Linked DNA regions of Homo sapiens: region 2 is linked to region 1. The links are chromatin loops, found by intact Hi-C in ENCODE. Cell type or tissue: psoas muscle. All regions are shown on one strand. Links, peaks and the distances in the headings refer to the core of each region. The heading gives the core; the rest is flanking DNA.

What was found. Hi-C counts contacts between places; a loop is a spot of excess contacts. Peaks named below come from ENCODE experiments on the same cell type or tissue, not always from the same donor. Only the 100,000 strongest peaks of a DNase experiment are listed, where the experiment ranks them.
Region 2: a loop joins it to region 1, with 6 times the contacts of the local background. A loop is called at or near these places in 19 of 110 quality-filtered maps.

What each region holds. Positions count from the first base shown.
Region 1 is chr17:44,271,304-44,287,400 of GRCh38, reverse strand. LOC105371790 (a long non-coding RNA gene) reads left to right here and starts at 11,720. Exons shown (of 4, transcript XR_934778.4): 1 at 11,720-11,986; 2 at 12,089-12,150; 3 at 13,006-13,123; 4 at 13,223-13,366. RefSeq lists a cis regulatory region at 5,514-5,807 and an enhancer at 6,547-7,217. In psoas muscle, for the core only: no CTCF peak of the experiment used is centred there; a DNase peak (open chromatin) is centred at 7,500; H3K27ac peaks cover 1,093 bases.
Region 2 is chr17:44,224,483-44,240,579 of GRCh38, reverse strand. It overlaps the pseudogene SHC1P2. Among named protein-coding and RNA genes, the nearest start is that of UBTF, 13 kb to the right of the region's middle. RefSeq lists an enhancer at 2,198-2,829 and silencers at 4,733-4,933, 5,233-5,433. In psoas muscle, for the core only: no CTCF peak of the experiment used is centred there; no DNase peak of the experiment used is centred there.

The DNA of each region.
Region 1 (16,097 bases), core at 3,549-11,548:
GAAACCCTGTCTCTACTAAGAATACAAAAATTAACCAGGTGTGGTGGTGCACACCTGTAATCCCAGCTACTCAGGAGGCTGAGGCATGAGAATCACTTGAACCCGGGAGGTAGACGTTGCAGTGAGCTGAGATTGTGCCACTGCACTCCAGCTTGGGTGACAGACTGAGACTTTGTCTCAAAAAATAATAATAAATAAAAGTACTCATGTTTATATTTAAAAAACATGAATTACCTAAACAATGAAAATTAAAATACTATCGTGCATTTACTATGCATCAAGCACTGTTTGAAGTGCTTTGAACGTATTCTTCATTTAATTCTCACAACAGCCCCATGAAGGACATTCAATTATTATCATCTGGTTCCCACTTTGCAGCTGAGGAAACTGAAGCCCTGAGAGGTGAAGTGACTTGCCCAAGGTCACACAGCTGGTGAATGTTAGCATTGGGATTTTTAACTCGGTCCCATGGGCCCTGGAGACTCTGCTTCAATTACACACCGTAATGAAATTATGGATGATTTATCTGAACACTTTAAACGCCTTAAACAGTTTTTTTTTTTTTCTGAGACGGAGTCTCAATCTGTTGCCCAGGCTGGAGTGCAGTGGTATGATCTCGGCTCACTGCAACCTCTGCCTCCCAGGTTAAAGCGATTCTCCTGCCTCAGCCTCCCGAGCATCTGGGATTACCTGCATGTGCCACCATGCCCGGCTAATTTTTGTATTCTTAGTAGAGACGGGGGTTTCACCATGTTGGCCAGGCTGGTCTTGAACTCTTGACCTTGTAATGTGCCCACCTCAGCTTCCCAAAATGCTGAGATTACAGGCATGAGCCACCATGCCCGGTTTTTTGTTTGTTTGTTTGTTTGTTTGAGACAGGGTCTCACTCTATCGCCCAGGCCAGAGTGCAGTGGTGCGATCTCGGCTCACTGCAACCTCTGCCTCTAGGGTTCAAGCGATTCTTCTGCCTGTAATCTTGTAATCCCAGCTACTCAGGAGGCTGAGGCATGAGTAGCTGGGATTACAGGCACCTGCCACCACACCCAGCTAATTTTTGTATTTTTAGTAGAGATGGGGTTCCACCATGTTGGCCAGGTTGGTCTCGAACCCCTGACCTCAGGCGATCCACCCACCTCGGCCTCCCAAAGTGCTGGGATTACAGGCGTGAGCCACTGCACCCGCCCAACAATTTTTTTTTTTTTTTTTTTGGGGACAGGGCCTCACTCTGTCACCCAGGTGGGAGTGCAGTGGCACAATCATGGCTCACTGCAGCCTCGACCTCCCCAGGCTCAAGCAATTCTCCCACCTCAGCTTCCCTGGTAGCTGGGACCACAGGTGCATGCCACCATGCCAAGCTAATATTTTGTATTTTTTGTAGAGATGGGGTTTTGCCATGTTGGCCAGGCTGGTCTCAAATTCCTGGGCTCAAGTGATCCTCCCGTCTCGGCCTCCCAAAGTGTTGGGATTACAGGCATAAGCCACAGCACCTGGCCACCCTAAACAATTGACAAAGCATACACCAATCAAATTATTTGAAACATACTAAATCTGGTTATCTGGCAAACTGAGGGTTTCTTTGTGATGGTAAACTTCCAAACTCTCTTTATTTTTGATTTAATTTAATTTTATTTTGAGACAGGATCTCCCTCTGTCGCCAGGCTGGAGTGCAGTGGTGCGATCTAGACTCACTGCAATCTCCGCCTCCTGGGTTCAAGCGATTCTCCTGCCTCAGCCTCCCGAATATCTGGGACTACAGATACAAGCCACCACAGCCAGCTAATTTTTGTATTTCTAGTACAGACGCGGTTTCACTTGTTGGCCAGGATGGTCTCAATTGCTTGACCTCATGATCTGCCTGCCTCAGCCTCCCAAAGTGCTGGGATTACAGGCGTGAGCCACCATGCCGGGACACACCAGCTTATTTTTATATTTTTCAGAGATGGGTTTTCGCTGTGTTGGCCAGGCTGTTCTCGAACCCCTGACCTCAAGTGATTCGCCCACCTTGGCCTCTCAAAGTGCTGGGATTACAGGCGTGAGACACTGTACCTGGACCCAAACTCTCTTTAAAGTAGAGGTGTCTCTTCTGTCCTTGCTTGCTTTTTGCCTTCATCTCATGCCCCATCCCCCCATCCCGCTGATCCCGCAGAGGCCTGTCCATGATTACAAGCATGTTTTGACCCTCGAGCCCTCCTGTCTGTGTAGCCCTGATGCTTTCCTGGTTTATCTCAGGTTAGCCTAATTCTCTGTCTTGCTGATGCTCAGACTACCAGCAATGGGCTTCTCAGCACTGCCTCTGACATCCTTGAAAGTTTTCTTGCTTCCTGGGATCAACCAGATTTTCAAGTCACATGCTGATTTTCTGTTTTTTGTCTTGAGACAGGGTCTCACTCTGTTGCCCAGGCTGGAGTGCACTGGCGCAATCACGGCTCACTTCAGCCTCAACCTCCCAGGCTCAAGAGATCCTCTGCTCTCTGCCTTCCAAGTAGCTGAGACTACAGCCACACACCATCATGCCCAGCTAATTTTTTTTTTTTGGAGACAAAGTCTTGCTCTATCGCCAGGCTGGAGTGCAGTGGTGTGATCTCAGCTCACTGCAACCTCCACCTCCCAGGTTCAAGTGATTCTCCTGCCTCAGCCTCCCGAGTAGCTGGGACTACAGGTGCGTGCCACCACGCCCAGCTAATTTTTGTATTTTTAGTAGAGACGGGGTTTCACCACGTTGGCCAAGATGGTCTTGATCTCTTGACCTCGTGATCCCCCCACCTCGGCCTCCCAGAGTACTGAAATTATAGGCTTGAGCCACTGCGCCCGGCCAAGCCCAGCTGATTTTTAAATTTTTTGTAGAGACAGTGTCTCACTATGTTGCTCAGCTGGTCTCGACCTCCTAGGCTCAAGCAGTCCTCCCACCTCAGCCTCCCAAAGTGCTGGGATTATAGGCATGAGTCACTGCACCAGGACCTGACTTTCTTTTTCACACCCCAAGACAGAGAATCCATTATCATCCTAAGAATCTTATTTCCTTTGAGTGGAAAAGTATTAGAGATTAAAATCTGGATGTGGGGCCACATTTAGTGTGGTCAGTGGCCTCCAGTGGCGAAGAGTCCTGGTGTGAGCAAACACCCCCATGGTGAGGTCCTGCAAATCCAGGGCCTGCTGGGCAGATGAGGCAGAAGACAGAGGTATTTATACGTCACAGCTACTGGCAGTCCTTCATGGCATCTACCCTCCAGGCCTTCCTGACTGAGATGAAGAAGGAATGGCAGGAGCCACCAAACCGCCGGCTCATTTCATCATTGACACACCTGCTACAGGCTTCCAGCATGTTTACCTCTCTGCTAAATCACAGGAGGAAATCCATACTAATTCCTGGGGTTTGCTGGCCAAAATGATGTGTAACTTGGTGCATGAATGGCTCCTACAGGCTCTGGGCTGCTGCTTCTCTCTGCACAGACCCAGGATTAGGTGTGTTTACTCTCCCCTAGGCTTGGAGGCTTCCAGGTCCCTCAGCTTTGGTTTCAAACTTCTGTATCCCAGGTGCCTAGCACAGTGCCTGACACATGGGTGGTGCAGAGTGGGTTCAAAATAAATGTTTGTAGATTGACTACCTGAATGAATAAATGAACCAACTTCCCCCATCTTCTCAAAGTGGAGGCTAGGAAACTCCATTCTTCCTATTTCCAAAGAATAAACTGAGGCACAGACTGGAAACCGCGCCCCACCCCACGGCTGATATCGGAACCAGTATGTTTCCTCCAAAGCAAGATGGGTTAATGTTGGCCCCTCCCAAGTCTCTCAGCTGACAGCGCTGGGTTCTGAGATAGAAGCCTGGGCCCCATAGACACCAGTCTCTACTCCCCACCCAACCCCACCCAGGGCCCCTTCAACACCACGGGCCCAGAGCCAGTTGAAATTAACCAGTGCAGGGACAGGCCTGTGGCTCTGGGTCCTGACTGGCTGCTCCACAGTCTGTTCAAAAAGAAACAAGAGGTGGCAGGGCGCGGGGGCTCACACCTGTAATTCCAGCACTTTGGGAAGCCTAAGCAGGTGGATCACTTGAGGTCAGGAGTTCGAGACCAGCCGGGACAACATGGCAAAAACCCTTCTCTACCAAACATACAAAAAATTAGCCAGGCATCATGGCACATGCCTGTAATCCAAGCTACTTGGGAGGTTGAGGCAGGAGAATCACTTGAGCCCAGGAGGCAGAGGTTGCAGTGAGCGAGAACGTACCACTGCACTCCAGCCTGGGTGACAGAGTGAGACTCCGTCTCAAAAAAAAAAAAAAAAAACCTAAAAAAAACAAGAGGAGCTGGGGAGTGGTGGCTCACTCTTGTAATCCCAGCACTTTGGGAGGCCAAAGTGAGAGGATCACTTGAGTCCATGAGTTTCAGACCAGCTGATGCAATATTGGGAGACCCGGTCTCAACAACAACAATTAGCCCAGCATGGTGGTGTGTGGCTGTAGTCCCAGCTACTTGGCAGGCTGAGATGGGAGGATCGCTTGAGCCCAGGAGTTCGAGGCCGCAGTGAGCTGTGATCGCACCACTGCACTCCAGCCTGGGTGACAGAGCCAGACCCTGTCACTAAAAACAAAAAGAAAGAAACAAGGAGCCAGAGGAGGGGGAGCTTGGACTTGGGGGCTCCCTGTCCTTCTCCAGGCTCTCAGAGGGACAGCTGAGTCTGAGTGGAGTCATCTAGGGTCCGCTTGACTTCCCACCACACAGGGAGACTGAGGCACAGAGGAGGAATAGACATTTCTGGGGTTTTCCCTGTGAGGTCTCCCCAGAGCTCAACCTTCCTGCTGGGATTAGGGGTGGGCTTCTCAAGTCCCCTACTTGGGAAAGTCCACAAAGGAGGAGAAGCCAGGGCCAGGGGTTTGGGGCCCAGAGAGTTTTTGCTCCATCAGCCAGGCCTTTGGGCATCTAACGCCCTGCCTGGAGCATTCTGAAGGTGGCAGAGGCCCCTGGTCTCAGGGCCCAGCACAGGGAAGACTCCCACAGCAGCCCCCATGCCCACTGGGGTTTTCTCCTAAAAGTGATCGCTACTATTTATCAAACTCAACTGTGTGCATGGAGCTGTGCTAAGGGCTGCCTGTGCAACGTCTTCCTATCAGCACAACCTCTCTAGGAGGCTGGGTGTTAAAGATGAAGAACTGTTTTTTTTTTTTTTTGAGACGGAGTCTCTCTCTGTCGCCCAGGCTGGAGTGCAGTTGCGAGATCTCAGCTCATTGCAACCTCTGCCTCCCAGGTTCAAGCGATTCTCCTGCCTCAATCTCTCAAGTAGCTAGGTTTACAGGCAGCTGCCACCACACCCAGCTAATTTTTTGTATTTTTAGTAGAGATGGGGTTTCACCATGTTGGCCAGGCTGGTCTCGAACTCCTGACCTCAGGTGATCCACCCACCTTGGTCTCCCAAAGTGCTGGGATTACAGGCGTGAGCCACTATGCCTGGCCATAAGGATGAAGAACTTGACTTTAGAGACCTCTGGGAACTTATTCAAGGTCGCACAACTAGTAAGACACCAGACCCTCTCAAAGCCATTGGCTTAACTGCTCCCCTACCTGCCCTGCCAAACACACACAGTGGGGGACACACCCATAGCCCTGGCCCTGTGACAGACCCTGCCATCAGCTGTCAGGTGGAGGCCCCAAACATCTGGCTTAGCAGATAGGACAGACCAAGAAGGGCTGGAGCTGCTCCCCAAGGGAGGCTTGGCCCTTTTCTGGGGGAACTATCTGTTCCCTCCTCCAGGACTAACACAGACAGAGTTTTTCCAGCAAGGAAGGGGCCCTCATGGGCTTGGATGGGAGGCCAGGACTGAGAAGAGGAGCTACCTGCCCTGAGGAAGGTTGGGTCAGCCATCGAGAGGCACCAGGAACCAGGGGATTTGTAGGGGAAAAAAGACAGGGGCAAGCCAGAGGGAAGATGGGAGCTGATCGCCCACAATGCCATCCTCACCCCCTTGGGTACACCAGCCGCTGCCTTGTCATACAGACATACCCTAGGACACGCAGGCATATTGGGCACAGATGCAAGAGAGACTTTCCCTTTACCTCCACCCACCCCCCTGCTCCCCCTTCCATTGTCCAGCCCAGGCCTAGCCAGGAGTATGGGTGGTCCAGTTACTTGCTGCTGTTTTGGGTTAATGTGGATTCACAGCTGCAGTGATTCTTTTTATTTATTTATTTATTTATTTATTTATTTATTTTCAGACGGACTCTTGCTCTGCCGCCCAGGCTGGAGTGCAGTGGTGCCATCTCAGCTCACTGTAATTTCCGCCTCCTGGGTTTAAGCAATTCTCCTGCCTCAGCCTCCAGAGTAGCTGGGATTACAGGTGTGTGCCACCACGCCCGGCTAATTTTTTTGTATTTTTAGTAAAGACTGGGTTTCACCATGTTGGCCAGGCTGGTTTCGAACTCCCGACTTCAAGTGACCTGCCCACCTCAGCCTCCCAAAGTGCTAGGATTACAGGTGTGAGCCACTGCAACTGGCCCGTGATTCATATTTTAACAGTGTTTGGTTGGCTTTAAATAAAGTGCATAGCAGGGGTGGGGGAACCCCTCCTTAATGCTGGGGTTCCTTTCACACAGCCAGTGTTGTCCAGGGGAGCCCAAGTGCACCCTTCTAGACACAGCGCCTCCCTACCCTGGCTCCAAGCATCAGGGGCCCTCTGATGGCACCTGGGATGCTGCCTGGGGCTGACCCTCGACCTCTACCTTTACCCCACAGCAGAGGAGGTTGTTCTGTGGTTCCGGGTATTTCAAAGGGTCACGCCTTGGTCGGGGCTGGGGCAGTGCAGAGGCAGCTTCCCCAGCAGTGACCACAGGCAGTCAGCCTCCATCACCCTTTGTTCTGAGCCACTGTGTGCCTGCTGCCCTGAAAGCAGAGGGTGACTGAGTCACAGGTGGGTCCTCAGGACCTAGCAGAAGGGGAGGCATGCATGGCGGAGGTCCGACGGGCTTCAGGAGAGAGGAGAGGAAGGCCAGTCGTCCACGCCAGGTCCAAGTCGAAGAAGGAGTGGAAGCTGGACTGCAGAGAGGCCTGAGCTCAATTTTAAAGTGAATGAAGCTAAGGGAGTGCGCAGAGACAGGACCAGTAGGGCAGGCTGGGGACGGAGAGCAAGTTCACAGCAGGGGCCAGGTCAGAAGGAGGAACTTGAACTTTATCCTGAGGCCACATGGAACAGCTGGAAGGGTCAGAAGTGGGAGGGAGCCAGGAGTGCAGGGTCAGGGGAAGGAAGAGGGGGCCGCCGGCCATAGGTCCTCCTCCACAGGGCTCCCCAGCATAGATTCCCCCCAGACATAGGATAGGTACTCTCCCTACGCGGGTCTCACGCCCTGCAGGTTCTCTGCACCTGCATGCAGGCCCTTCCAGGCGCCCCCCTACGCCAGGCCTGCGTCCCGGCCACCTAAGCCTGAGTAGACAGAGCTGAGGTCTTCAGCCACCGACTTCAATGACGTAGTGAATCAGGGCTGGGAACCAAGGCCGTCCCCGCCCTACCCAGCCAGCCCTACAGGCCAAGGTCAGTCTTAGTCGGCTGTGGTTTCCGGTCTGCTGCTGCCCCGCCAGAGCCTGGCTCCCTCCAGCTGGTTTGACCTCAAAATCTCACCGACTGAGAAGAGCCATTTCCTGGAGAGTTTCCCCTCCCTACCCCCATCCCAAGTTTCAGTGTGTGAATCCCCAGTCCCAATCCAGCTCTGCTGCTTATGAGCTGTGTGACCTCGGGGAATTTACTTCACCTCTCTGTACCCTACTTTCTTCAAGTTTTAGGAAGATTGAGTACAGGCTGACAGTAAAGACAGCACCCCTTATTGAGGATGGTCTTTGTGATGTGTGATTAAGTCTTTTGTATGGATGAGGAAGTTGAGGGTCAGATGTTGCTAGTTGGGGAGAGCCCAGATTTCAGCCTCTCATCCTGGGCTGGGGCTTTTTCCAAGACTAAACTCTCCTTATTTATTTTTTATTTTATTTTTATTTTTTTGAGATGGAGTTTCACTCTCATCGCCCAGGCTGCAGTGCAATGGTGCAACCTTGGCTCACCGCAACCTCTGCCTCCCAGGTTTAAGCGATTCTCCTGCCTCAGTCTCCCGAGTAGCTGGGATTGCAGGTGCCTGCCACCGAGCCTAGCTAATTTTTGTATTTTAGTAGAGACAGGATTTTGCGATGTTAGCCATGCTGGTCTCAAGCTCCTGACCTCAGGTGATCCACTCGCCTTAGCCTCCAAAAATGCTGGGATTACAGGCATGAGTCACTGCGTCTAGCCTCCTTTTTTTTATTTTAATTTTTGTGGGTACATAGTAATTGTATATATTTATGGGGTACATGTAAGGGGTACATGAGGTGTTTTGACACAGGCATGCAATGTGAAATAAGCACATCATGGAGAATGGGGTATCCATCCCCTCAAGCATCTAAACACTCTTTGATGACCCTTGTGTGAGCTGGTGTTTTTGTTTTTGTTTTGAGACAAGGTCTTGCTCTGTCACCCAGGCCAGAGTGCAGTGGCATGATCATGGCTCACTGCACCCTAGACCTCCTGGGCCCAGGCGATCCTCCTGCCTCAGCCTCCTTAGTAGCTGGGACTACAGGCATGCACCACCCCACCTGGCTAATTTTTATATTTTTTTGTAGAAATGGGGTTTCACCATGTTGCCCAATCTGGTCTTAAACTCCTGGGCTCAAGCAATCCACCCGCCGGGGCCTCCCAAAGTGCTGGGCTGGGATTACAGGCATGAGCCACCATGCCCGACCGTGTGAGCAGGTGTTGAACGAATAAAGGAATAGTAACTGCTGGTTGACTTGGTCATTTTGAACCCCTGGGTCTCTGGAAACTTGTGAGCCATCTGAGGGCAGCTCTATCCACCCGTGGGCTGATTTTCACCCCTGGGGACAGAGACTAGACAGTGGGATTAGTAATGGTTAGAGGGTACCTAAAAGGATGGGAAGATGCAGGCCAGGATGGGAATTAGAGGTGACCTGGGAGGTCAGCACTACAGGGTACAGGAATGACGCTGTCAAATTTTCTCCATCAGAGGGTTCCACCCATCCTTCAAGGTGTCTCTTCCTTGAAGCCTTCCCTGACCACTTCATTCTCTTGTTTAATAATTCCTGGGACATGAGAAGCTACAGCTCAGCCCCTGTGAGCTGACTGTACCCTGTGACTGCATGTGACACAGTCTGACCATTATGCAGCATCAAATCATTTCTGGAGAGCTTGCCAATACATTAGCTCACTTAACCCTCTTAACAGCCCTGGGACGGAGGAGTTACGTGTTTATCACCTCGGTTCTAAGGTCCAGAGAAGTTTGAATGTCTTGCTCACAGGAGCATTGGCTGAGACTCAAGTTTAGGCTCCCTGGTTCCAAATCACATACATTCTGTTCATTACAGCACTTTACCTGAGGTTGAGGCTGCCTCTGCGTTCTGGGTGCTTACTTAAAACTCGAAGTTTCCTAGCAGCCAAGGTAAAAAGGGAAACCTGATGACTTAGATGGCCCTTCTCTGTCTGAAATAAAGAAACCTATCAGTTCATCTGGAGTTTCAGACAGTATCCGGTACTTACTTCCAGCAGGATTGATTTCATGGATTCTGTGTGACATCCTCACCCATTGATTTGCAGGAAGGTATTATGTTGATCCCATTAGAGGCTATAGGAATGATATTAGTGAGAACTTGGGGTGGAATTTCCCGGGGAAATTGCACTAAGAGATTCCAGGTGATTGCCTCCTGCCTTCTTTTCTTTTCTTTTTTTTTTTTTTTTAATAGAGATGGGGGTCTCCCTATGTTGTCCAGGTTGGTCTCGAACTCCTGAGCTCAAGGAATCCTGCTGCCTCAGCCTCCCAAAGTGCTGGGAATTACAGGCATGAGCCACCGCACCCAGCCATGTTTCCTGGCATCTAACTTGATCCAGGGTGCAGCTGAGACATCAGGGGAGCCAGCATGTGAAGTGGAAAGAGTTGAAAGAGTGCTGGAGCCACAGAGAGCAAGGTTCAAATCTTGGCCCTACTGCCAACTGTCCTTAGGCAAGTTATTTAATTTCTCTGAGTCTCATTTTCCCCACTTGTTAAGATGGGAACGAGAATGCATTCTCAAATCATTATTGTGGGGAGTCGTTCAATCATTCATTCAGTAAAAATGTAGAGCCCGCCTTTGCCAGGCTCTGTGCCTAGGCACTGGCGACATGACTACAGACAAGGATGGCAAAGGACCTGCCCCCATGAAGCTTATGTTCTAGAGGCAGCAATAGATCATAATAAACAAATAATTAAATAAGAAACTGTCAGCCGGGCACGGTGGCTCATGCCTGTAATCCTAGCACTTTGGGAGGCCGAGGCAGGTGGATCACAAGATCAGGAGTTCGAGACCAGCCTGGCTAATATGGTGAAACCCCGTCTCTACTAAAAATACAAAAATTAGCCAGGTGTGGTGGGGGCTGCCTGTAGTCCCAGCTACTCAGGAGGCTGAGGCAGGAGAATCACTTGAACCTGGGAGATGAAGGTTGCAGTGAGCCGAGATTGTGCCACTGCACTCCAGCCTGGGTGACAGAACAAGACTCTGTCTCAAAAAAAAAAAAGAAAGAAAGAAAGAAAGAAAGAAAGAAAGAAAGAAAGAAAGAAAGAAAGAAAGAAAGAAAGAAAGAAAGAAAGAAGGAAAGAAAGAAAAAGAAAAGAAAAGAAAGCATCAGCTGATAGGGAAAAGATAATTTAGTAGGTGATATGATGATATGATTCTGGCTGAGATTGCTAGGGGCCTTCTAATTTCCATTCTCCTCTTCTTCCAGTGTAATAGAACACAGGACTTCCCAGAATAAAAGCTACATTTCCTAGGCTCCCTTGAAGCTAAATGTAGCCATGGAACTGAGTCTGGGCCAATGGGATGTAAGCAGAAGCAACCTCTGGGAAATACCCTTAAAGAAAGGGGACACAGGCTGGGTGCAGTGGCTCACGCCTGTAATCCCAGCACTTTGGGAGGTCGAGGTGGGCAGAACACCTGAGGTCGGGAGTTCGAGACCAGCCTGACCAACATGGAGAAACCCCACCTCTACTAAAAATATAAAATTAGGCTGGGTGCAGTGGCTCACGCCTGTAATCCCAGCACTTTGGGAGGCCGAGGCAGGTGGATCATGGGGTCAGGAGTTGGAGACCAGCCTGGCCAACACGGTGAAACCCCGTCTCTACTAAAAATACAAAAATTAGCCAGGCACGGTGGTGTGTAGCCTGTGGTTCCAGCTACTTAGGAAGCTGAGGCAGGAGAATCGCTTGAACCCAGGAGGCAGAGGTTGCAGTGAGCTGATATCATGCCACTGCACTCCAGCCTGGGCAACAGAGCGAGACTCCGTCTCAAAAAAAAAAAAAAAAATACAAAATTAGCTGGGCATGGAGGCGCATGGCTGTAGTCCCAGCTACTTGGGAGGCTGAGGCAGGAGAATCGTTTGAATTGGGAGGCAGAGGTTGCAGTGAGCCAAGATGGCGCCATTGCACTCCAGCCTGGGCAACAAGAGCAAAACTCCATCTCAAAAAATAATAAAATAAAGAAAGGGGACACATTCCTCTTTACCCCTTCCTCCTACCTGCAGAGCAAGACTCTGTCTCAAAAAAAACAACAAAAAAAATAGAGACAGGGTCTTGCTATGTTGCCCAAGCTGGTCTCAAACTCCTGACCTCAAGTGATCCGCCTGCCTTGGCCTCCCAAAGTGCTGGGATTGCAGGTGTGAGCCACCGCGCCCAGCCAAGAAATAAACTTCTATCTTGCTTAAGCCACTAAAATTTTGAGTTTTCTCTCGCACACAGTCTGTCTTGATTTTCTTTGCCACAGCGAGAGTGGCTGGGGTTTTTGTCCAATTGGGTGATGAAAGAAGGCCTTAGAAGGCCTTTTGCAGGGGTAATATTTGACCTGAGACTTGCCTGGTGAGAAGGAGCCAGCCATGGGGAGATCAGGGAGGAGCATCCCGACAGGATGGCACTCGTGCTTTCGAGGAACAGAGGAGGTGAGCAGAGGGCAGGAGTTGCCCGGAGTAGGGAATGGGTGTGGGGAAGTCACAAAGGATTTTACACTCAGGATGATATCCTCTGATTTATGTTTCTAAAAGGTCACTCTGACTGCTGTGTGGCAACCGCATTGTAGGGGGCCTAAGTGAAGCCAGGAGGCCAGGTGAGAGACTCCTGGGGTGACGGAGGAGCATGATGAGGGGCCCGGCGGGTGGGCAGTGGAGATGGGGAGAAGAGGATAGAAGCATGAAGCTAGATCCAGTAGAATGAGCTGTTATTGGAAGTGGGGATTGGGAGTGAGGGAAAATTAAGAGTCAAGGAAGCAACTGGGTTTGGGGATTTGAGGAACCAAGTGGATGGAGAGGACTGGAGGAGGCTCAGGGTTTGTTTCTTTGCTTGCTTGTGTTTAGGGAAAGGATTCGAATAAAATAAGACTGTTAATGTATCACTTGTTTGACCTTTCTCAAATATTAGTTTTCTTTTCTTTTTGAGGCATGGTCTTGCCCTGTCACCCAGGCTGGAGGGCAGTGGCACTATCTTGGTTCACTGCAACCTCCACCGCTCAGGTTCAAGCAATTCTCGTGCCTCAGCTTCTCGAGTAGCTGGGATTACAGATGTGTGCCACCATGCCTGGCTAATTTTTGTATTTTTAGTGGAGATAGGGTTTCACCATGTTGACTATGCTGGTCTCGAACTCCTGACCTCAAGTGATCTGCCCGCCTTGACCTCCCAAAGTGCGGGGATTATAGGCATGAGCCACTGCATCCAGCCCAAATATTAGTTTTTTCACCTATACTTTTGGCAGTGGGGTAAGGGACAGAATTTTTTTTAATAGAGACAGGGTTTCACTGTGTTGCCCAGGTTGGTCTCAAACTCTCGGTCTCAAGTGATCCTCCTGCCTCAGCCTCCCAAAGTGCTGGAATTACAGGCATGTGCCACTGCACCCGGCAAAGGGACGGATTTTTGTATTGATTTCATTCAAGTCAACAAACTCATATAAACTATCAACTACCGGCAGAGCCCTGGTCAGGTTTAAGGACCTGAGTGAGGGTCCTTGTCCTTGGGAACATGATCTGTGGAGGAGACACACAGGACCATGGACCATCTCAGTAGGGAGCAGAGAGGCAATGACACAGGTAGGTGCTGGGCTGGGACCTGTCAATCTCCAGGGGTTGGAAGGTTGGCGGGAGAGAAGGAATTCACAGAGCTGGGAATGCAAACAATGAACCTTGAAGGTCAAAGCTTTGGTCCAGCAAGTTTGGAAAGGAAAGGCATCTCAGGACAAGGGAACAGTGCATGGAAAGATCCAGAAGCCAAGAGAACAGAGAACATTCAGAGAAAGGTGAGTGTCAAGACTCAGAGAGCTCACAGCCTGCCTTGAGCCCCTCAAGCAGATCCTCCTCCCAGGACACCCCCGCACACTGAACTCTCTGCAGAGCCAAGCTGACCCCACAGCTCTCCAAACCTGCCCTTGTTTTTGTTTTTTAAATTATTGAATTTATTTATTATTATTTTTTGAGATAGGGTCTTCCTCTGTTTTACAGGCTGGAGTGCGTGGTAGGATCTCAGCTCACTGCAACCTGGGCTCCGCCTCCTGGGCTCAAGTGATTGTCATGCCTCAGCCCTCTGAGGAGTTGGGATTACAGGCATGCGCCACCACACTCAGCAAATGTTTGTGTTTTTAGTAGAAACAGGGTTTCACCTTGTTGGCCAGGCTGCTCTCGATCTCCTGACCTCAAGTGATCTGCTTGCCTCAGCCTCCCAAAGTGCTGAGATTACAGGTGTGAGCCACCAAAATAGTTATTTATTTTCTTTATTAGAGACAGGGTCTCACTCACTCAGGCAGGAGTGCAGTGGTGCCATCATAGCTCACTGCAGTCTTGAACTCCTGGACTCAAGCGATCTTCCCATCTCAGCCTCCCAGGTAGCTAGGGCTACAGGCCTGTGTCACCACACTTGGCTAAAAAGGTAACTTTTTTTTTTTTTACTTTTTGTAGAGATGGTGTCTTGCTATGTTGCTCAGGCTGGTCTTGAGAACTCCTGGCTTCAAGGAATTCTCCCACCTTGGCCTCCCAAAGTGCCGATTACAGGCCTGAGCCATCACACTGGCCCAAACCTGCCCTTTGACCTCCCTCCTCCTCCCATTTGGAGAAACCGCCCCCATCCTTCAAAGTCCTGCTGGAACTCCCACTTCCCCTCTTCCTCCTCCTCAGCTCTCAGGGGACCCTGCAGAACTCCCAGCGTGTATCTCTGGAAGGATGCTCAGGGTGAGTTATTTTTGCACAGATCTGGCCTGGCTGCCCCTAGACAGTAGAAACCGCCTTCCTCCCAGGACTCCCCAGGGCCCAGCCGAGGGTGCTGGTGATGAGGGTCACGGGGCACAGGGTTCTGAGGGTAGGGGGACTGGACTGGCTCAGCTCTGAGAGCCTTTCCAGTTCCAGCCCCATCCCCCAGCTCTCCCGCCTGATTCCCCGCACCTCCCCACTCCCTCACCAGGTGATAATGATGACTGGTCCATTCCTAACGTGTGTGCACCCTGCCCCACTTCCATCCACCCCCAGACTGCTCAGGGCTGCACCTCACAACTCTGGGCCCTCCACCAGCATGGTCTCCCTGGGGACCTCACACTTCCCGCATTACTTGTCCCTCCGGGCCCATCCCTTGTTTACATCCCTTATCCTCCCTCTGAGGTTTGTATACACTCCCTGCTGGACATGAACTCCTATCGCTGCGTGGTCCCTGCCCTGCTGCCTTGGCTCAGGCTGCCTGATACACGAGCCCCGTGGCTCCTTCTCCCGTTCACTACTCAGCCCCTTGCCTGCATCTAGAGAAGACTATTTTCAAGCTCTTTCCCACCTGTCATCCCATGTGGTCACAACAGTCCAGAGAGGAAAAGGAAGTCCAGAGAGAGGGTGTGGTCAGCTCAAGATCACACAGGGCTTCCAACCCGAGGAGGTCCTCTACAGCCCACATGTCCCAGCCGTGGGACACTTCCCTTTAATGCAAAATCCCAGGGGTCTGAGTCCCTAGTCTATGAGGGCACAGAAAGCCGTATCTTCACCGAGCAATGTACATAGGTCCCTCCAGGCCACCTTGGCCAGACCACGTCCCCTCCTCCAGCCTCCTGGCTCCAGCCACCACACCTCCCTTCAGGTGCTCCCCCGTGCCATCTGGATGTCCACTCACCTTAGCTGCCACCGCAAACCATGGCCTGCTCTGCCCCAAACATGGTCTCAGACCCTCCCCTCCATCCGCATGGGGTAACAGAGGCAGGTGATCCAGTCCAGCAAGCTTTGCTGAGGACTTCAGGATAGCAGCTGAGAATTACCGGCTGAGCATGGAAGAAAAGATGTAAGGGTCTGCTCACATGGAATGGGTCTGCCCTCAGCAGTCACAGGCCAAGCTGACACCTCATTGCCAATCCCATTGCAAGAGACAGTTCCCTTAACCATCATCGAACCCCCGTCCTACCTAGTCTCAGCTTCTACTCCTTAGAGTAAGATAGAGAAAGCAGCTGGCCCTTCTAAGGCCACTACCCAGTCCTCACTTCTCACTTGAGGGCTGACTGCATCCAGGATGATTGAAAATGAGAAAGTAAGGCCAGGTGCAGTGGCTCACACCTGATATCCCAGCACTTTGGGAGGCCGAGGTGGGAAGATCACTTGAGGCCAGGAGTTTGAGACCAGCCTGGGCAACATAACAAGACCCTGTCTACAAAAAATACGAAACTCGCTGGGTGTAGTGGTGTGCGCCTGTAGTCCCCGCTACTCAGGAGGCTGAGGTAGGAGGATTACTTGAGCCGGGGAGGTGGAGGTTGCAGTGAGCCGAGATCACGCCACTGCACTTCAGCCTGGGTGACAGAGTGCGATTCTGTATCAAAAAAAAAAAAAAAAGAAAGAAAGAAAGAAAGAAAGAAAGAAAGAAAGAAAAAGGAAAAAGAAAATGAGAAAGTCTTGTCCTTTCAGAAGAACTCCACCCTCTGCCCACAGAGTCTCCCTCTGGGACAACCCATCCCAACCCGTGATCTGAGCTGTATGCTCTGAAATAACATCATACGGGGTTCGCCCTCAGCTCACTTCATTCCTGCTGACATCTGCCTGGGCTCCCGGC
Region 2 (16,097 bases), core at 3,208-11,207, 46 kb after region 1:
CCTCTACCTCCCACGCTAAAGGGATCCTCCCACTTCAGCCTCCTGAGTAGCTGGGACTATAGGCACACACCACCACGCCTGGCTAAATTTTGTATTTTTTATAGAGATGGAGTCTCACCATGTTGCCCAGGCAGATCTCAAACTCCTGAGCTCAAGCGATCCTCCTACCTCAGCCTCCCAAAGTTCTGGAACTACAGGAGTGAGCCACCAGGCAGGCCTATATTTATTCTTAAAGTTGTGCAGCACTGTCTATTTTCATTTTTGTTGCTTATGCACGTCTAATCTCTCCCAGCTGAGTGGAAGATCCCAGAAGCAGAGACTTTAGGTTGAGCATTTCTTTCCTCCTCCCACCTACACCCGACCCCCCTGTTCCTAGCAGTTTATGGGAAGACTGCACCCTAAGTCCAATGTTGAGGCCAGGGTGGGGTTGGAAACTTGGGAGAGGTCTTGAAGAGTAAGAACCAGGGATAGGAACCCCACTCCTCTTTGTTGGAGAGAGGCAGAGCCTGGAACTTGGAAACTCTCTGTGGTGCCCTGTGGCCATGCAGGGCATCACATCACATGGTCAGGGGACTGCGCTTGCTAACATGCTAATTCAGGTTTATCTTCTTATAAAGCTATCAGTTCCCCTCTAACCATTAATTATGAATGAATTAATCCATTCATGAGGGCGGCCCTCAAGATCCCTATCATCTCTCGCTCTGTCGCCCAGGCTGGAGTGCAGTGGCGCTATCTCAGCTCACTGCAATCTCCGCCTCCTGGGTTCAAGCAATTCTCCTGCTTCAGCCTCCTGAGTAGCTGGGACTACAGGTGCCCACCACCACGCCCAGCTAATTTTTGTATTTTTAGTAGAGACGGGGTTTCACCATATTGGCCAGGCTGGCCTGGAACTCCTGACCTTGTGATCCGCCTGCCTCGGCCTCCCAAAGTGCTGGGATTATAGCCGTGAGCCACCACACCCGGCTCCTATCATCTCTTTTTATTTATTTATTTATTTATTTATTTATTTATTTTTTATTGATCATTCTTGGGTGTTTCTCGCAGAGGGGGATTTGGCAGGGTCATAGGACAATAGTGGAGGGAAGGTCAGCAGATAAACAAGTGAACAAAGGTCTCTGGTTTTCCTAGGCAGAGTGTGTGTGTCCCTGGGTACTTGAGATTAGGGAGTGGTGATGACTCTTAACGAGCATGCTGCCTTCAAGCATCTGTTTAACAAAGCACATCTTGCACCGCCCTTAATCCATTTAACCCTGAGTGGACACAGCACATGTTTCAGAGAGCACAGGGTTGGGGGTAAGGTCATAGATCAACAGGATCCCAAGGCAGAAGAATTTTTCTTAGTACAGAACAAAATGAAAAGTCTCCCATGTCTACTTCTTTCTACACAGACACAGCAACTATCCGATTTCTCAATCTTTTCCCCACCTTTCCCCCTTTTCTATTCCACAAAACCGCCATTGTCATCATGGCCCGTTCTCAATGAGCTGTTGGGTACACCTCCCAGACGGGGTGGTGGCCGGGCAGAGGGGCTCCTCACTTCCCAGTAGGGGCGGCCGGGCAGAGGCGCCCCTCACCTCCCGGACGGGGCGGCTGGCCGGGCAGGGGGCTGACCCCCCACCTCCCTCCCGGACGAGGCGTCTCGCCTGGCGGGGGGCTGACCCCCCCACCTCCCTCCCAGACGGGGCGGCTGGCCGGGCGGGGGGCTGACCCCCCCACCTCCCTCCCGGACGGGGTGGCTGGCCGGGCGGGGGGCTGACCCCCCCACCTCCCTCCCGGACGGGGCGGCTGGCCAGGCGGGGGGGCTGACCCCCCCCCACCTCCCTCCCGGACGTGGCGGCTGGCCGGGCAGAGGGGCTCCTCACTTCCCAGTAGGGGCGGCCGGGCAGAGGCGCCCCTCACCTCCCAGACAGGGCGGCTGGCTGGGCGGGGGGCTGATCCCCTCACCTCCCTCCCGGACGGGGCGGCTGGCCGGGCAGAGGGGCTCCTCGCTTCCCAGTAGGGGCGGCCGGGCAGAGGCGCCCCTCACCTCCCGGACGGGGCGGCTGGCTGGGCGGGGGGCTGACCCCCCCACCTCCCTCCCGGACGGGGCGGCTGGCCGGGCGGGGGGCTGACCCCCCCACCTCCCTCCCGGACGGGGCGGCTGGCCGGGCGGGGGGCTGACTCCCCCACCTCCCTCCCGGATGGGGCGGCTGGCCGAGCAGAGGGGCTCCTCACTTCCCAGTAGGGGCGGCCGGGCAGAGGCGCCCTCACCTCCCGGACGGGGTGGCTGGCCGGGTGGGGGGCTGACCCCCCACCTCCCTCCCGGACGGGGCGGCTGGCCTGGCGGGGGCTGACCCCCACCTCCCTTCCGGACGGGGTGGCTGCCGGGCGGAGACGCTCCTCACTTCCCAGACGGGGTGGCAGCCGGGCGGAGGAGCTCCTCACTTCTCAGATGGGGCAGTTGCCAGGTGGAGGGTCTCCTCACTTCTCAGACGGGGTGGCCGGGCAGAGACGCTCCTCACCTCCCAGACGGGGTCGCGGCCGGGCCGAGGTGCTCCTCACATCCCAGACGGGGCGGCGGGGCAGAGGCGCTCCCCACATCTCAGAGGATGGGCGGCCGGGCAGAGACGCTCCTCACTTCCTAGATGGGATGGTGGCCGGGAAGAGACTCTCCTCACTTTCCAGACTGGGCAGCCAGGCAGAGGGGCTCCTCACATCCCAGACTATGCGCGGCCAGGCAGAGACGCTCCTCACTTCCCAGACGGGGTAGCGGCCGGGCAGAGGCTGCAATCTCGGCACTTTGGGGGGCCAAGGCAGGCGGCTGGGAGGTGGAGGTTGTAGCCGAGATCACGCCACTGCACTCCAGCCTGGGCACCGTTGAGCACTGAGTTAACGAGACTCCGTCTGCAATCCCGGCACCTCGGGAGGCCGAGGCTGGCGGATCACTCGCGGTTAGGAGCTGGAGACCAGCCCGGCCAACACAGCGAAACCCCGTCTCCACCAAAAAAATACGAAAACCCGTCAGGCGTGGCGGCGCGCGCCTGCGATCGCAGGCACTCGGCAGGCTGAGGCAGGAGAATCAGGCAGGGAGGTTGCAGTGAGCCGAGATGGCAGCAGCACAGTCCAGCTTCGGCTCGGCATGAGAGGGAGACCGTGGAAAGAGAGGGAGAGGGAGAGGAGGGAGAGGGAGAGGGAGAGGGAGAGGGGCTCCTATCATCTCTTAAAGGTCTCACCTTTCTCGTTTTTTTTGTTTTTTTTTTTGAGATGGAGTTTGGCTCTTGTCACCCAGGCTGGAGTGCAACAGCATGGTGGCAGGGTCTCGGCTCACCGCAACCTCCACCTTCCGGGTTCAAGCGATTCTCCTACCTCAGCCTCCCAAGTAGCTGGGAATACAGGCGCCCGCCACCATGCCAGTTTAATTCTCGTATTTTTAGTAGAGATACAGTTTCACCATGTTGGCCAGGCTGGCAAACTCCTGACCTCAGGTGATCTGCCCGCCTGGACCTCCCAAAGTGCTGGGATTACAGGCATGAGCCACTGTGCCTGGCCAGCCTCACCTTTCTCTTTTGCTCTCAGTCTTCTAGGCCCCTTCCCTCTTTGGGCCCTATCAAGTTGTTGAGAGTTGTTGGGTGGGGGATGGTGTCACTCCGGGACTGGGTAATAAACCCTTTTCTCCTCTGATCACTGCTAACAAGGTGTGTCATATTTGAGAGGTTTGTTTCTGTCTCTTTGTATATGAGGGGTCTGGGTTCTCAGTTTTGCTGACCATATGGAACAGTTCTAGGGCTGTGTGACAGGATGTGACCCAGGGCTGGCAGGCTGCAGGGACATGAGCTGTGGAAATTGAGAGGGCAGAGAGCAGAATGGGCTGAAGAAGTAGCTTTCAGTATTTATTGAGCACATACTATGTGCTAGGCACAGTTCCAGGTGCTTTCCGTGTTCTTACTCTTTTCCTCCTCACAATAACCCTGTGAGGTCGGCTTTAGCCCCATCTTACTGATAAGGAAACTGAAGCACAGAGAAGATAAGGAACTCACCCTAGCTCATACGGCTTCTAAGAGGCAGGGTAGGATTCAGATGCACGGCTGTTTGACCAAGAGCCTGGTGTCCTTCTACACCTCTATGCCATCAAGCTTATGAAGTCCAGAGACAGAATGCTTGTGGAGAAGAGGAACTAGACTTTGGACACTGGATAGAATTCAAGTTGGGGGCATGCACGGTGGCTCACATCTGTAATCCCAGCACTTTGGGAGGCTGAGGTGGGCGGATCACCTGAGGTCAGGAGTTTGAGACCAGTCTGGCCAACATGGTGAAACCCTGTCTCTACTAAATATACAAAAAATAGCCGGGTGTGGGGGCGTGCACCTGTAATCCCAGCTACTTGGGAGGCTGAGGCAGGACAATTGCTTGAACCCGGGAGGTGGAGGTTGCAGTGAGCCGAGATGAGATGGTGCCAGTGCGCTCCAGCCTGGGCGACAAGAGCAAAACTCCGTCTCAAAAAGAAAGGAATTCAATTTGTTCTCAAGGGTCAGGGAGAATGGAGGGTGGGGTACCTTCCAGGTAGGTAGGGGAGTGGTTTGGCCAAGGGCAGGGAGGTGGGAATGGTGTATCGACAGCACAGGGAAGTCTTGACTGCAGAGGTGAGTCCTTCTAGAAGAGGTTCATATAAGATGGAAAAAGCAAGGTCAAGTTTGAAGAACCCTAACTGCCCAGAAGGGTTTGGACTTGATTCAGGAGGCATTAGGGAGTCTTGCAGGTTCTTGGGCTGGGAAGTGACATGATTAAAGTGATTCACCTGGAAGTGAATTCATACAGGAGGAATTCGCTGTAAGGAGGCAAACTGGGAATCTGTGCATGTCAGTGAGTCAGTAGCAGAGGCGGGCTGACATAGCCCATGCTATCATAGGACCTGCAGTCAGCATGGGGCCCGACGTTCAGCAAGAGTGAGCACTGGCTGGCCATGGTGCTCACGCCTGTAATCCCAGCACCTTGGGAGGGGCTGAGGTGGGCAGATGCCTTGAGCCCAGGAGTTTGAGACCAGCCTGGGCAATGTGGCAAAACCCTGTCTCAAAAAAAAAAAAAAATTGTGGCCAGGCGTGGTGGCAAGCGCCTATAGTCTCAGTATTCCAGAGGCTGCAGTGGGAGGATCACTTGAGCCCAGGAGGTCAAGGCTTCAGTGAGCCGTGATCGCGCCACTGCACTCCAGCCTGGGTGACAGAGTGAGACCTTGTCTCAAAAACAAAACAAAAGAAAACACTAGTATTGTGCAGGGAGTGGCAGGAGCAGAGGGAGCTGGAGTAAGGCAGGGCTTCTTGGAGGGAGAGACATTTGATCTGACTCCTGAGGGACAAGCAGTAACTGTCCCAGTGATGAGAGAGGTGGAATATCTTGAAGGAATAGAGTCTATGAAATGGAATATATCTGAGAAGTAGCCTGAAGAGAAATGGGTGAAATTTGCTCAGCAAAGTGAAGTGACATCATGGAAAGCCTGCTGGGTTGGCAGACCACATGGTGACCTCAGAAGGTTTTCTTTCCCATGTACCTGGGCCCAGAGCCAGCTGACAGGAGGTAAGGAAGGAAGGGCTGGGTGAGGAAGCAGAAGCAGGAGGTGTGGGTTATGGCCTGAGGGCCCAGCAGGAGTGCTCAGCTGACTTTTTCCCAAGATGGACCAGAAAATGCTTTTCAGGCTGGGGGACACATGCACACTCACACACATCAAATCATCTCTCTACTTCCATTAAAACATATCTTTGTATTTTCAGATTTCAAAAATAATACATGTATAAAACACTTAAATTACAGAATGATTTAACATACAGAATAAAAATCTCCAGTAATTTGGCCAAGTGTGGTGGCGCATGCCTGTAATCCCAGCAGTTTGGGAGGCCGAGGCAGGAGGATCACTTGAGGTCAGGAGTTCAAGACCAGCCTGGGCAACATGGTGAGACTTTGTGTCTACTAAAAATTTAAAAATTAGCCAGGTGTGGTGGTGTTCACCTGTAGTCCCAGCTACTCGAGAGGCTAAGGTGGGAGGATCACTTGAGCCCAGGACTTTGAGGCTGCAGTGAGCTATGATGGTACCACTGCTCTCCAGCAGAGTAAGACAGAGTGGGAGGCTGTTTCTAAAAACACAAAACAAAAAACAAAAAAACCTCCAGTAATGACTGTTAATAATTTAGAGTATATTCCTCCAGATTTATTATATGTGAACACTAATTTACATATATATTTTTCCTTTTTTTTTTTTTTTTTTGAGACAGGGTCTCGCTCTGTCTCCCAGGCTGGAGTGCAGTGGCACGATCTTGGCTCACTGCAACCTCCACCTCCTGGGCTCAAGTGATTTTCCCACCTCAGCCTCCCTAGTAGCTGGGACTACAGGCATGTTTCAGTACATCCAGCTAATTTTTTGTATTTTTGGTAGAGGTAGGGTTTCATCATGTTGCCCAGGCTGGTCTCGAACTCTTGGACTCAAGTGATTTCACCCATCTCAGGCTCCCAAAGTGCTGGGATTACAGGCGTGAGCCACTGCGCCAAGCCTACCTTACATATATTTTAAAATAGAGCATGTCTATATATGTGTGTGCATTTTATTTTTTTTAAATTTTAGACAGCGTCCCGCTCTGTCGCCTAGGCTGGAGTACAGTGGCTCAATCATGGCTCACTGCAGCCTCAACCCCCCAGGCTCCAGTAATCCTCCTACCTCAGCCTCTGGAGTAGCTAGGACGACAGGCACCCACCACCACACCCAGCCAATTAAAAAATAAAATTTTGTAGAGACAAGGTCTTCCTATGTTGCGTAGGCTGGTCTCAAACTCCTGGGCCCAAGCGATCCTCCCACCTCGACCTCCCAGAGTGCTGGGATTATAGGCATGAGTCATTCCATCTGGCCCTTATATAATTTTTTAAACAAAACTTCAAAATACATGAAGTTAAAACTAATGGAACTGAAAGGAGAAACAGATAAATCTACCATTATGGCAGGAACTACCACTACTCTCTCAATAATTGATAGAACTAGTGGACAGAAAATCATGAAGGATATAGAACACCTAAATAGCACCAGCAACCAACTTGACCTAATTTATCTTTAGGGTACACTCCACCCAACTACAGCAGAATACATATTCTTTTCAAATGCCCATGGATCATTCACCTTAAAATAGACAACATTCTGGGCCACAAACACAAACCTTAACAAATTTAAAGGAATGGAAATCACAGAAAACATAGCCTATGTTCATAACATTATTAAATTATAAATCAATAACAGAAAGACATCTAGCAAATCCCTAAATATTTGTTTCTGTTTGTTTTGAGATAGAGTCTCTCTCTGTCGCCCAGGCTGGAGTACAGTGGCGCGATCTCGGCTCACTGCAACCTCCGCCTCCCGGGTTCAAGCAATTCTCCTGCCTCAGCCTCCCAAGTAGCTGGGATTACAGGTGTGTGCCACTATGACCAGCTAATTTTTGTATTTTTAATAGAGACAACGGGGTTTTACCATGTTGGCCAGGCTGCTCTCAAACTCCTGACCTCAAATGATCTGCTCGCCTTGGCCTCCCAAAGTGTTGGGATTACAGGCATGAGCCACAGCGCCAGGCCACAAATCCCTAAGTATTTGGAAAGTAAAACAATGCACTTCTAAATAACCCATAGACCAAAGCTAAAGTCATAAGTGAAATTGAGAAATATTTTGAACTAAAGGAGGATGAAAACATATCAAAATTTGTGAGATGCAATGAAGTAGTGCTTAGGGGGAAACAGAGCATTAAATACCTAGATTAAAAAATAAGAGGCCAGGCGAGCAGGCTCACGCCTGTAATCTCAGCACTTTGGGAGGCTAAGGCAGGCGGATCATTTGAGGTCAACAGAGTGAGACTCCATCTCAAAAAAAAAAAAAAAAAAAGAAAGAAAGAAAGAAAGAAAGAAAAAGAAAATAAGAAATATCTCAAATCAATAACCTAAACTCCTGCTATAAGAAACTAGAAAAAATGAGCAAATTAAACCCAAAGCAGACAAAAGGAAGGAAATAATAAAGATAGAATAGAAATCAATGAAATTGGCCAGGCTTGGTGGCTCAGGTCTGTAATCCCAGCACTTTGGGAGGCCAAGACAGGTGGGTCACTTGAGGTCAGGAGTTCGAGACCAGCCCGGCCAACATGGTGAAACCCCATCTCTAATAAAAATACAAAAATTAGCCGGGCATGGTGGTGCACACCTATCGTCCTGGCTACTCGGGAGGCTGAGATGGCACAGCCGCTTGAACCTGAGAGACAGAGTTTGCAGTGAGCCGAGATAGCACCACTGCACTCCAGCCTGGGTAACTGAGTGAGTCACTCAAAAAAAAAAAAAAAAATCAATGAAATTAAGAACAAACAGTAGAGGAAATCAATGAAACGAAAAGCTAGTTCTCTGAAAAAAAATGAGTAAAATTTATAAACCTTTGGTCAGACTGACCAAGAAAAACAGAGAAGAGACACAAATTATAAATAACAGAAATGGAAGACATCACTACAGACCCTAAAAACATTAAAAGAATAACAAAGGAATACTACAAACATAAATACCCATACATTTGACAACTTAAACGAAATGGTAAAATTCCTATTGGCAGGGCGCGGTGGCTCACTCCTGTAATCCCAGCACTTTGGGAGGCTGAGGCAGGCGGATCGCTTGAGGCCAGGAGTTTGAGACCAGCCTGGCCAACATGGTGAGACCCTGTTTCTACTAAAACTACAAAAATTAGCTGGCCGTGGTGGTGCGCCCAGCTACTTGGGAGGCTGAGGCAGGAGAATTGCTTGAGCCTGGGAGGCAGAGGTTGCAATGAGCTGAGATCGCGCTACTACACTCCAGCCTGGGCAACAAGAGCAAAACTCCACCTCAAAAAATAATAATAATAATTAATTAAATAAATTTAAAAGTAAAATAAAGTTCCTATACGTCAGGATAAAAAAAATCCTATCATCTGTGCTGTGTGGGAATTTTTTTTCTTTTTTCTTTTCTTTTGAGACAGGGTCTCACTCTGTCATCCACGCTGGAGTGCAGTGGAGCAATCATGGCTCACTGCAGCCTCAACCTCCTGGGTTCCAGTGATCCTCCTGCCTCAGCCTCCTGAGTAGCTGGGATCACAGGCATGAGGGCACTATACCCGGCTAATTTTTGTATTTTTTTGTAGAGAGAGGGTCTTGCTATGTTGCCCAGACTGGTCTCAAACTCCTGGGCTCAAGCAATCCCGTTGCTTTGGCCTTCCAAAGTGCTGGGATTATAGGCATGCGCTACCACACCCAACCCATATATAGTTTTTTAAACAGAGTGAAAGACACAAACAGCCAAATTCACTCAAAACGAAATAGAGGATTTCAACTGGGCAAGGTGGCTCACGCCTATAATCCCAACACTTTGGAGTTGGGATTATAAGCCCAGGGGTTCAAGATCAGCCTGGGCAACATAGCAAGACTTCATCTCTTAAAAAAAAAAAAAAAAAAAACAGGAAGAAGAGTTTCCAGTCTAACATGTAAAGAGCTTGGAAATCACCTCTACATTCAAACAAGTAAAAAGCTGAACAAACTGAAAAATCAACCCTTCTTAGATCCATCAGAGAAGTGGGGTCACACAGCAAATTGCTATGCCCTAAATTGGTGAGACAGTCAGATAAAATCACAATTTCTTTTTTTCTTCGACAGGCTCTTGCTCTGTCTGGCGTACAGTGGCAAAATGATAGCTCACTGCAGCCTCAAATACCTGGGCTCAAGCGATTCTTCCATCTCAGCCTCTCTAATAGTTGGGACTACAAGCACGAGCCACCACACCCAGCTAATTTTTCAATTTTTGGTAGAGATGGGGTCTCCCTATGTTGTCCAGGCTGGTCTTGAACTACTGGGCTCAAGCAATACTCCTGCCTCAGCCTCCCAAAGTGCTGGGATTACAGGCATAAGCCACCACGCCCAGCCTGAGAATCACAGTTGATGGGAGCAGAAACTCACAAGCAGTAACCTCCACAGGAACCAGTGCCAGGGTAGAAAAACCTGAAGTGTAATTGACAAATTGCTGTAGGCTCAATGTGAGCAACTCAGAAAGTTAAAAACTGCAGGGGGAGAGGGTCAGGGGTTAGTGAGGCGGGAAGTGAGCGTAATAAAGTTTCTCTAGGGAGGCAGAGCCAGGGGAGAAAGTTGGAGTGGTGACCTAAGCAGGCAGTGGTGTGATCTGGAATCAAATCGGCCTGTGGTGCGGTGCGGAGACTCCATGAGGCCCTGCTTTGCTCTTCCTCTTGGCCCTGCTCTATGTCCGCTGGGACCACTTCCTTCCTGTCCTCACTTTGCTAGCTCCAATCCACAGCTGTTGTAGCAGAGGATGCTAATGGCCCAGGCTCACTTCCATGGGCTATATGGAGGTCCTGCAATCAATGCGTGCCCTCGACTTCAACACCCAACTCAGGTCACGCAGGGAGGCAGGCCATCAGTCTGGTGTGTGATGCTGTGCTGGGTGTGAAGGGGGTGACAAGGAAGAGAAAGCCCTGTAGCTGCCTGCTCAGCTCTATCCTGGGAAGGAGTAACCTGAAATTTGCTGGAATGCCAATCACTCTCACCGTCTCCACCAGCAGCCTCAACCTCATGGCCGCAGACTGCAAACAGGACACAGCTGAGGATGTTGCCTACGTTGCCAAAGACCCTGTGAATCAGAGAGCCTGCCACATTCTGGAGTGTCCCAAAGGCCCTCCCAGGATGTCATTAGCACCATTGGCCAGGCCTTCGAGTTGTGCTTCAAACAATACCTCACGAACCCACCCCAACTGCTCACCCCCAAGACAGGATGGCTGGCTTTGATGGATCAGCTTGGGATGAGGAGGAGGAAGAGCCACCTGACCATTAGTACTATAATGACGTCCCTGGGAAGGAACCTTCTCTTGGGGAGTTGGTAGACATGAGGCTTCGGGAAGGAGCCACTTCAGAGGCTGCTTGACCCACTCCACCCAGTGTCTGGACCCCCAGCCACTTGGGAGCTACACTGCCTGTGGGATAGCCTGCTGGGGGAGATCCAGAAGTCCGCAAACAGATGCCACCTCCACCACCCTGTCCAGCAGGCAGAGAGCTCTTCAATGATCCCTATATCAACGTCCAGAACCTAGACAAGGCCCGGCAAGCAGAAGGTGGTGCTAGGCCCCCCCATCCTGCCATCAATCGCAGTGCACCCTGGGACCTCTTTGACATGAAGCCCTTTAAAGATGCTCTTTGGGTGCCTCCCCCTCCCCAGTGGTTTCCATGGCTGAGCAGCTCCAAGGGGAGCCCTGGTTCCACGGGAAGCTGAGCCAGCGAGAGGCTGAGGCATTGCTGCAGCTCCATGGCGACTTCCTGGTGCGGGAGAGCATGACCAAGGCCAGTATGTGCTTACTGGCTTGCAGAGTGGGCTGCCTAAGCACCTGCTATTGGTGGACCCTGAAGGACTGGTTTGGACAAAGGATCACTGCTTTGAGAGTGTCAATCCCAGCACTTTGGGAGACCAAGCCAGGCAGATCACAAGGTCAGGAGATCGAGACCATCCTGGCTAATACGGTGAAACCCGGTCTCTACTAAAAATACAAAAAATTAGCTGGGCGTGGTGGCAGGCGCCCGTAGTCCCTACTCAGGAGGCTGAGGCAGGAGAATAGTGTGAACCCAGGAGGCGGAGCTTGCAGTGAGCCGAGATCACGCCACTGTACTCCAGCCTGGGCAACAGAGCGAGACTCCGTCTCAAAAAAAAAAAGAGAGTGTCAGTCACCTCATCAGCTACCACATGGACAATCACTGGCCTATCATCTCTGTGGGCAGTGAACTGTATCTACAGCAACCTGTGAAGTGGAAACTGTGATCTGCCCCAGCGCCCTCTTCCAGAAGATTCCACCCTATTCCCTAACTCTCGGGACCTCATTTGGGAGTGTTCTGTGGGTTTGGCCTTGTGTCAGAGCTGAGGGTAGTGTGGACACTGGGTTTAGTATCCAGCTAAGTGAGAGAGTTTGAGTCAGAAGCCTGGGGGAGAATCTTGCTTCTCCCCAAACATTAATCACCCGAAGTATTAATGGACAGAGTGGCCCCTTACCTACGCCTTTCCTGTGCCAACCCGATGTCCCTTCCCCAAGAAGGTGAGTGCTTGTCATGGAAAATGTCCTGTGGTGATAGGCCCAGTGGAGCAGTCACCCTTCTGGGCAAGGGGGAACAAATCACACCTCTGAGCTTCAGGGTACCCCAGACACCTCTCCACAACCCCCACCCCATGTTTAAACTTTGTGCCTTTGACCACCTCCTAGGTCTGAAGATATTTTATGCAAAGAGTTCGTGCCAGATGTGGTGGCTCACACCTGTAATCCCAGCACTTTGGGAGGCCGAGGCGGATGGATCACTTGAGGTCAGGAGTTCAAGACCAGTCTGGCCAACATGGCGAAAACCCGTCTCTACTAAAAGTACAAAATTAGCTGGGTGTAGTGGCATGCACCTATAATCCTAGTTACTAAGGAGGCTGAGGCAGGAGAATCGCTTGAACCCGGGAGGTGGAGGTTGCAGTGAGCCAAGATTGTACCACTACACTCCCGCCTGGACGACAGAGTGAGATTCCATCTCAAAAAAAAAAAAAAAAAGAGTTCATGGGTCCCTGAATTCAATGACAGTGATGCCGACACCTTCTTGGCTTCTGAGACCCTGTTTTCTCCTTGCTCAGCACCCTCTCTGGTTTGGGTTGGGAGAATAGAGACAAGAATGGCATATATCCCCTCTCCCTGGGGATATGCAACCCTTAGAGATTGTCCCAGAGCCCCCCTCCCAGCCAGGGGGAAGATGGACCTGTCCCTTGCTCAGTGCCTCCTGGCCAGAGCCCCTCAATCCATTTCATAAACCCTGCCCTCCCATGATGCATGCCTATTGTACTCTATAGCCAAAATGTAGCCCTTCCTCCTGGAGCCTCTGCCCTGCCTCCCTTTCTGGGAGAGGAGGGGTGGGGGGTGACTGAATTTGGGCTTCGTGTACAGTAAACTCTCCCAGGTGGATTTTGTGGAGGTGGGAAAAGGGGCATTGAGACTCTAAAGCAGTAGACCATCCCTGAATACTATCTGCAGAGTTGGAACTGCATTCTTTTAAAATTTTATATGCATATATTTTAGGGATATAGACTTACTTTCCTAATTTTGTTTTCCATGGCTTATTCTTGAGCACAAAATGATAATCAATTATTAAATTTATACATCACCTTTTTGAATTTTCCAAGACCTTTTGCAGCTCTTGGCATTTTCGTTGCCCAGGCCTGTGAGGTAACTGGGATCAGCAGCATTATTATTTATACCAGAGACCTGAGGCAGATGAAACTGATTTCCACCTAGGACTAGAAAAACTTGGGCCTCTTACCACGAGACTGGGAGGCAGAAGTTTGCCCAAATGCATGTTAGTTTCACAAAGGGGAAATGCAAAACCTGCAGTTCCTGAGTACCTTTTACAGGCGCAGCCCTGCCTAGGCCCGGAGTGGACACACGACAGCAAGCCGGGCTTTCTCTTTAGGCCTTGTGGATAAGAGAGAGTGGGCTGTTTCCATCCTGGCCTCCTTTTGTCGTTGTTGGGATGTTTCCCCGGGTCTCACTTGTAGCAAAAGGAAAACTCTTCATTAAAGTCCGTATTTCTTCTAAACATAAAAAATAAATAAATAAAAAATAAAAATTGCAGGTGGACTAGGTCAGATGGGGCCCTATATTTTTGTGAGTTTTACCTCTAAGAGCTCTACTCAATTGCCCTTTCCTTCATATCCTGCCATCCCCTCACACCATGTACCCCAAATCACCACACTCTATTGTTTTCTTTTTTTTTTTTTTTTTTGAGAAGAGTCTTGCTCTGTCACCCAGGCTAGAGTACAGTGGTGGGATCTCCGCTCACTGCAAGCTCCGCCTCCCAGGTTCAAGTGATTCTCTTGCCTCAGCCTGCCGAGTAACTGAGATTACAGGTGCTTGCCACCACGCCAGGCTAATTTTTGTATTTTTAGTACAGATAGGGTTTCACCATGTTGGCCAGGCTGATCTCGAACTCCTGATCTCAGGTGATCCACCCACCTCGGCCTCCCAAAGTGCTGGGATTACAGGCGTGAACCACCGCGCCAGCCTAGGAAATGTTCTATATCTCTAGTATCCAATAATGTAGCCACTAGACACATAGGGCCATGGATATATGGTAAATGTGACTGAGGAACTGAATTTTCCATTTTATTTAATTTTAATTAATTTGAACTTATGGCCAGGTGCGGTGGCTCACACCTGTAATCCTAGCAGTTTGGGAGATGGAGGCAGCATTTTGGGAGGCCAAGGTAGGTAGATCATTTGAGGTCAGGAGTTCAAGACCAGCCTGGGCAACATGGTGAAACCCAGTCTCTACTAAAAATACAAAAAGGTGGCCAGGAGTAGTGGTGCAGGCCTGTAGTCCCAGCTACTTGGGAGGCTGAGGCACGAGAAGCGCTTGAGCCTGGGAGGCAGAGGTTGCAGTGAGCCGAGTTCACACCACTGTACTCCAGCTTGGGTGACAGAGCAAGACTCTGTCTCAAGAAAAAAACAAGACTGGGCACAGTGGCTCAAGCCTGTAATCCCAGCACTTTGAGAGGCTGAGGTGGGCGGATCACCTGAGGTCGGGAGTTCGAGACCAGCCTGACCAACATGGAGAAACCCCGTCTCTACTAAAAATACAAAATTAGCCAAGTGTGGTGGCTCATGCCTGTAATCCCAGCTACTCGGGAGGCTGAGGCGGAAATCACTTGAACCCGGGAGGCAGAGGTTGCAGTGAGCCGAGATCGTGCCATTACACTCCAGCCTGGGCAACAAGAGTGAAACTCCGTCTCAAAAAAACAAAACAAAAAACAAAAAAAAAAACAGGAGTTCAAGAGTTCAAGACCAGCTAGGGCAACATAGCAAGACTTCACCTTAAAATAAATAAATAAATGTAGAATGGATAAATTGTGGTATATTTATACAATGGAAATACTACAAGAACAGGTAAAACTTGTCTATGGTGATAGAGCTCAGAACCTCAGAACATTGATGATACTTGGAGGGGAATACTGAGTAAACCTGCTAAATGCGCCAGGTGCGGTGGTTCACGCCTGTAATCCCAGCACTTTGGGAGACTGAGGCAGGTGGATCACGAGGTCAGGAGATCGAGACCATCCTGGCTAACACGGTGAAACCCCGTCTCTACTAAAAATTAAAATTAAAAAAAAAATTAGCCGGGCATGGTGGCGGGCACCTGTAGTCCCAGCTACTCAGGAGGCTGAGGCAGGAGAATGACACGAACCCGGGAGGCAGAGCTGGCAGTGAGCCAAGACCGTGTCACTGCACTCCAGCCTAGGTGACAGAGTGAGACTCCACCTCAAAAAAAAAAAAAAAAAAAAAAAACTTGCTAAATGCTAGAAATATTTGATATTTTGATCTGGGTGCTGGTTACATGGTATACACATATGTAATATGATACTAAATATACATACCTAAAAGTTCATCAAGCTGTATACTTATGCTGGGTTGGGTGGCTCCTGCCTGTAATCAGCACTTTAGGAGGCTGACGCAGGCAGATCACCTGAGGTGAGGAGTTCGCGACCAGCCTGGCCAACATGGCGAAACCCCGTCTTTATTGAAAATACAAAAATTAGCTGGGCATTGTCGTGGGCGCTTGTAATCCCAGCTACTCAGGAGGCTGAGGCAGGAGAATCGCCTGAAACCTGGAGGCGGAGGTTGCAGTGAGCTGAAATCGTGCCACTGCACTCCAGCCTGGGCAACAGAGCTAGACTCAATCTCAAAAAATAAATAAATAAAAATACAAAAAAATTAGCTGGTCGTGGTGGCGCATGCCTGTAATCCCAGCTACTCGGGAGGCTGAGGCAGAATTGCTTGAACCAGGGAGGTGGAGGTTGCAGTGAGCCAAGATCGTGCCATTGCACTCCAGTCTGGGTGACAAGAGCAAAGCTCCGTCTCAAAAAAAAAAGTTGTATACTTAAAGTATGTGTACTTTACTATCTCTGACTTACACAGCAATAAAAAAATAACAAGGGACAGGCCGGGCGCAGTGGCTCACGCCTGTAATCTCAGCACTTTGGGAGGCCAAGGTGGGCGGATCACCTGAGGTTGGGAGTTC